Linked DNA regions of Homo sapiens: region 1 is linked to region 2. Evidence: read pairs that join two places in POLR2A ChIA-PET (ENCODE). Cell type or tissue: A673. All regions are shown on one strand. Each heading gives the region's core, and the rest is flanking DNA. Links, peaks and the distances in the headings are about the cores only.

Evidence for each region. ChIA-PET counts read pairs that join two places held together with the same protein. Peaks named below come from ENCODE experiments on the same cell type or tissue, not always from the same donor. Only the 100,000 strongest peaks of a DNase experiment are listed, where the experiment ranks them.
Region 1: POLR2A ChIA-PET joins it to region 2 with 14 read pairs; 2 of 35 experiments call an interaction of 5 or more read pairs at or near these places.

The regions. Positions count from the first base shown.
Region 1 is chr16:83,737,351-83,740,268 of GRCh38, forward strand. All of the region lies in intron 10 of CDH13 (cadherin 13), which reads left to right. The region is part of intron 1 of CEDORA (CDH13 antisense oligodendrocyte and neuron associated lncRNA); the gene reads right to left. Among named protein-coding and RNA genes, the nearest start is that of CEDORA, 34 kb to the right of the region's middle. In A673, for the core only: no CTCF peak of the experiment used is centred there; no DNase peak of the experiment used is centred there; H3K27me3 peaks cover 561 bases.
Region 2 is chr16:83,650,768-83,653,685 of GRCh38, forward strand. The region is part of intron 8 of CDH13 (cadherin 13); the gene reads left to right. Among named protein-coding and RNA genes, the nearest start is that of CEDORA, 120 kb to the right of the region's middle. In A673, for the core only: no CTCF peak of the experiment used is centred there; a DNase peak (open chromatin) is centred at 1,334.

The DNA of each region.
Region 1 (2,918 bases), core at 191-2,690, 87 kb after region 2:
AAGAACAGTTTAAGCCAATATTGTTTCACCATTGATAGTGATGAAGATATTAAATTCACACACATGTGCTGTGTGATTTTAAACCTTTCTCAAATGTGTATGATTTTTATAAGCAGAAATATAATTTTAAGAAAGCTTTATATCTATGTAATAGGGTTCTTTTTTTTTTGGGAAATATTGCCATCCTGTAAATTCCAGTCCTATGTTCCTGAGTTATTCCCCACTAAGGAAAGCCCAGCTGTGGGACATAGACCTGGTTTCCACCTCAGAGTTTAAATCATTATTCTCAGAATGGTGGTTCTCAAACTTTGGTGAATCAGAGCCACCTGGAAAACATGTTAAAAATGGAAAGGTCCCATCATATCATCAACAGCCCTGATCATTCTGATACACACCCAAATTGGAGAACCAGTGGCACAAACAAATGCCCAACCCTCGTGGGCTATTCACAAGGCAAACAAAAATCAAGCTATGCTTGGGAGGCAGAGATCCACATTGGAACCACACTTCTGCTGCTGGAAAGCTGCATGACTCAGGCAAGCTCCTAGACCACTCTGAGTCTTTGTTTTCTCATGTGTAAAATAAGGTGGTAATATCTACCTCCCAGGTTGATGAGGCAATGGCAGACAGTAATGTATATGAATACATACATCGTACGCCACCTCCTCAGTGATCAATGAATGTGCGCTTCCAGTTGTAGACACAACAGCAGAAAGTTAATGCTGAAAAATAGGAAAACACTCACAATGCATGATTTACGATGTGAGGGAGCCTGCTGGCATGGCCCTTGTCACGAGAGTAATTAAATAACCATTTGTGTAATTACTAATTTATATCCTGTCTCCCTGCTGGAGTGTAAGTTCCAAAAACTGGAGGGAATACACTGCTGTCTTCCCAACACCAAGCGCGGTGCCTGGCATGAAACAGACACCCAGCAAATGTTTATTCCAAATGAGCGAGTGAACAGTACGTCACATTAAAAACGTGTGTGTTTATGTATACATCGATACATAGGCTGGAAGCCTCTAGGCAAAAATGTTAATAGTGCTTATCTCTGGAAGTGGATTAGGGTGATTTTAATTTTTTTCTTTTTTCTCCTCCGTATTGTCTGAATTTTCTGCAATTAACACAGAGGACCAAACTAGCATTTCCTTGGGTAAATGCGAGTGGAGTTGGAGCCACCCCCTACCACTGTGCCTACAAGAGCATGTTTTCTTGTGATTCCAGCTTCCTTGGGGGTTTCAATATGTAGTCTCTAGAATTAAAAGGGTTTTGGGCCAGGTGTGGTGGCTCAAGCCTGTAATCCCAGCACTTTGGGAGGCCAAGGCAGGTGGATCACAAGGTCAGGAGTCTGAGACCAGCCTGGCCAACATAGTGAAACCCCATCACTACTAAACATACAAAAATTAGCCGGGCATGGTTGCACATGCCTGTAATCTCAGCTACTTGGGAGCCTAAGGCAGGAGAATCGCTTGAACCCAGGAGGCGGAGGTTGCGGTGAGCCCAGATTGCACCACTGCACTCCAGCCTTGGCAACAAAGGGAGACTCCGTCTGAAAACAAAAAGGGGGGGTTTAGGAGAAATAGGAATTTAGTGATTTCTAAAGATAAGTAGAATTTGTTCTTATTCACCATTTCCTTGTCCTGATCATGGACTATGCAAAAAAGAGCTCACACAACAGGCCTGAGACTGCTGTTCCTAGAAAGACCTGCCTACAAGGTTGGCCTCAGCTGGTATGTAGAATCTTGGATGTGGGGAGGGCTCCCACTCTCTTAGCTGATAAGAGTGACTCACTGCACCTAAACTGCTTGCGCGAACAAATGTGGTTTATGCTGAATATCTGTTTTCCCCCTGGGAGTCAAGAATTTTGCTAATGCCATGTGGAGGGTGTCTACGTGACCAGCCCCCCAAAAAAAACCCTGAATGTTGAGTCTTCGGTGAGCTTCCCTGATGGAGAACATTTCACATATGTTGTCACAACTTGCTCCTGGAATTAAGCACGTCCGGTGTGACCCCACTGGGAGCAGACTCCTGCAAGCTGGTACCTGGTTTCCCCAGGATGTTGCCCCATGTGCCTTTTTTCTGTGCTGTTTTCCCTGCGTATTTTCCCTGTGATAAGTTTTAACCATTGAATATGACAATATGCTGTGTTCTGTGGGCCTTCCTGGCAAATCACTGAACCTGGGAGTGGTCTTCGGGACCCCCAGCACACAAACCCACCTAACTAAGCCCCCTTTGACAGCATGTATCAGATCCAAGGCAACTAAAGGGATGGGAATGTCTGGAGCAGCATAGAAGTGGGAGTTTGGCTGGGACAAGAGAGACAGGTGGCTCTTTTGAGAGACCTGCCTATGGGGGAGGGATGAATGAGCACTTTAGAATTCTGGGTCACCCAGCACATGGGTCAACCAATGCATGTTAAAGAAGGTTTCTACTCTCATTCATTCCCTCATGCATGCATTCAACAACTGAGTACCTACCCACTCAGTGTGTGCGGGCCACTCTTCTAGATTCTATGTATGAAGGGTTAAGTAAGATAGATGAGGTCACTGCCCCTTGGAGCTCACATTCTAAGTTGTAGAGCTGGCCAGGGAAGGAGGCAGACTTCAGAGAGACCATCCAGAGTGGCTTCTCTAGGGAACACAGAGGCCTTGGTGTTGGAGCTGAGATCCTACAAAGCACAAGACACACATGAGAAAATCTAAGACTTATCCGATGAGGCAAGTAGAAATGTGTTGAGACCAGAAATAATTTACTAATTTCAAGGAATGAAAGGAAGGCCAGCGAGTCTGTAACTTAGGGAGGCTGAGGAAAGAGGTAGAAAATGCAGGTAGAAAGTCAGGCAGGTCCAGATGGATCCTCTAGGACCTTAGAGACCATGGTTAAGAGTTTGGATTTTATTCTATACCCCATGGGAA
Region 2 (2,918 bases), core at 155-2,654:
TTACAATTCGAAAAGAAAAAGCAGGGTGGATTCGGTGGCTAATGCCTGTTATCTTAACATTTTAGGCGGCTGAGGCTGGAGGATTGCCTAAGGCCAGGAGTTCAAGACCAGCCTGGGCAACATAGTGAGACCCTGTCTCTATAAAAATTTTAAATATATAAAATATATTTTAAAAATTTAAATATATATATAGTGTGGTGTCACATGCCTGCAGTCCCAGCTACTCTGGGGGCTGAGGCAGAAGGCTCCATTGAGCCCGGGAGGTCAAGGCTGCAGTGAGCCATCATCACGCAAGTGTATTCCAGCCTGGGCAACAAAGCAAGAGCCTGTCTCAAAAAATAATAAAATAAAAATAGTTGATCAGAACACTTCTGGTTATAAGAGACCCCTAGCTCTAAGTAGTTTAGATAACAAGGGGACTTTCTATTGGTAGGAATATTAGGTAGTGAGAGACTAGGGTACTGTAACAAAAAGTTCCCAAAAGAACAACGTGTATTTCTTTGCTCATGAAATTCCTTAAAATGATGTTCAGTGCAACAAACATCGTTTCTTTATGTATTTTATTTATCCATTTTCATTATAACAATGTGCATTTTATTGCTTATGTGCTGGGCATTCATGTAAGCATTTTATAAATTATTTAATCCATCATAATCCTGTAAGGGTAGGTATTATTATTATTAATTATTCCCATTTTGCAGATGAGAAAATGGAGACACGGAGAGGTTAAATGACCTGCCAAAAGTCACAAAGATAACAAGATGCAGCTTCCTGTGGCTTTCAACATGAATCACTTTCCTCATTGGTCTTTTATTTTCCTCTTTTTTTTTTTTTTTTTTTTTTTTTGAGATGGAATCTTGCTCTGTCACCCAGGCTGGAGTGCAGTAGCACAATCTTGGCTCACTACAACCTCTGCCTCCCAGGTTCAAGAAATTCTCCTGCCTCAGCCTCCCAAGTAGCTGGGATTACAGGCGCCCACTACCATGCCTGGCTAATTTTTGTATTTTTAGTAGAGACAGGGTTTCACCATGCTGGCCAGCTGGTCTCAGACTCCTGACCTCAGGTGATCTGCCTGCTTCAGCCTCCCAAAGTGCTGGAATTACAGGCGTGAGCCACCACACCCATCCCATAGGTCTTTTTTAATGTGACAGAGTGCCACTGGAGTGCGTCTCTCCTCACGCAGATTTTCATTATGTTACTCCACCCTGTGATGAGAGCCCAGGAGGGACAGAGAATGCTTTTTAATCCTCCTTATCTCATTGAGCCTGATTCCCAAGGGAACGATTCTCATCCATTTATTCTCCCTCTGGGACTCAGAAACTCCATCAGCCACCTCTGGAAGGAATATGCGACGTGCTCATGGGAATTACAGTCGGGCCCAAGGGGTCTATTTGAAATGGGAATCAGTGGTGCAAACACAGAGAATGGATTTAGAGCAGTTTCTTCTGACTAAGACATTTGGAATTTAAATGCAAATTAGAAGCTGTAAGTCAATTCCGTGTATGAATTTATACAAATCCCTTGTAATGAAAGCAGAAGGTTTCTCTTGTCCTTGTTTGTGCTGTGGTGTTAGCATCACGAGCCTAACCAAGTGTGTCAATCTCCCTACAGCTCTGGAGATTAGACATGTGCTTTCTCCAGTTAGAGACGGCTGTGAGTGCCATGCTGGGGGTGGGATTCTCCATGGGCTGCAGGGGTCTGTGTAGTTTCTCCATTAACTTCAGCAACACCCCATGGAAATTGGGAAGAAGGAGGGTCCTCGTGGTTTAGCCAAAGGTTTTGAAAGAGACAAGGCTCTCATTGTACCCCCTCTTTACTGGCCCCTCATGCCATTCACAAAGCAAGCCCTCATTCTCAAATATTGCCTTTCCTCACTCAGGAGCTGGAGGCTGGGCTCTGGGAAGCTGACAGGCCACGGTCTCTTGTATTTGAAAGGAGCAACCCAAGGGCTACATATGGGTTAACAAATGACTTGAATCCCCAGCGCCTGCAGCCTGGAGTCCCCATATGACCCAGCAGCTCCACTCCTAGGTGTAAACCGAAGAGAATGAAGGCATAAGTCCTCCCAAAACTTGCAGATGTGAACATTCACAGCAGCATTATTCCCCATAGCCACTAAGTGGAAACAGTTCCAGGTCCATCAACTGATAAATGGAGAAACAAAACATGGTCCATCCACATGACGGAATGCTTTCAGCCACACAAAGGACTGAAGTACTGATCCACGCTACAGTGTGGATGAACCGTGAAAACACGATGTTCAGTGAAAAAAGTCAGACAGAAATGGCCATATATTGCGCAATTCCATTTCTATGAAATGTCCAGAACAGGGAGATCTCCGGGGACAGAAAGCCAATTAGTGGTTGCCAGGGGCCGGGAGTGGGTGAAGAATGGGGAGTGGCTGCTCCTGGGGGTGGGGCTTCTGTTCGAGGTGTTAAAAAAATTCTAAAATTGATTGTGGTGGTGGTTGCACAACTCTGTGAATGTACTGGAATCCATTCATATGTACAATTTAAATTGATGAATTTTTTGGTATGTGAATCATAGCGCAATAAAACTGTTAGCAAAGAAAAAACTGCATAGCACCATGTCTAAAGACTATAGGGGATGTCACCCAAAGGGTCACCTTTTTAGGCAGAACTTGAGCTCTTGTTAAGGTTTGAAAAATCACAAGCTGTTTTTTTTTTTTCCTCCATAGCTCAGAAATCAAACCAGATTGAGGAAAATCTTTCTAGGGAAAAAAAACTCACAAAAGCTGAGAAAATTAAAATATATAGAGCTCCTAGAATCAGGAATTGTAGCTTACTTTTAATATCATCAGCACTCTAGCATAGTTCTGGTACTTAGGTGTTGAAGAGTTGACAGGAAACAGAACCCAGGAGGTAAATGAAGAATCAATCTGTTGGGAAGAGGTTTAG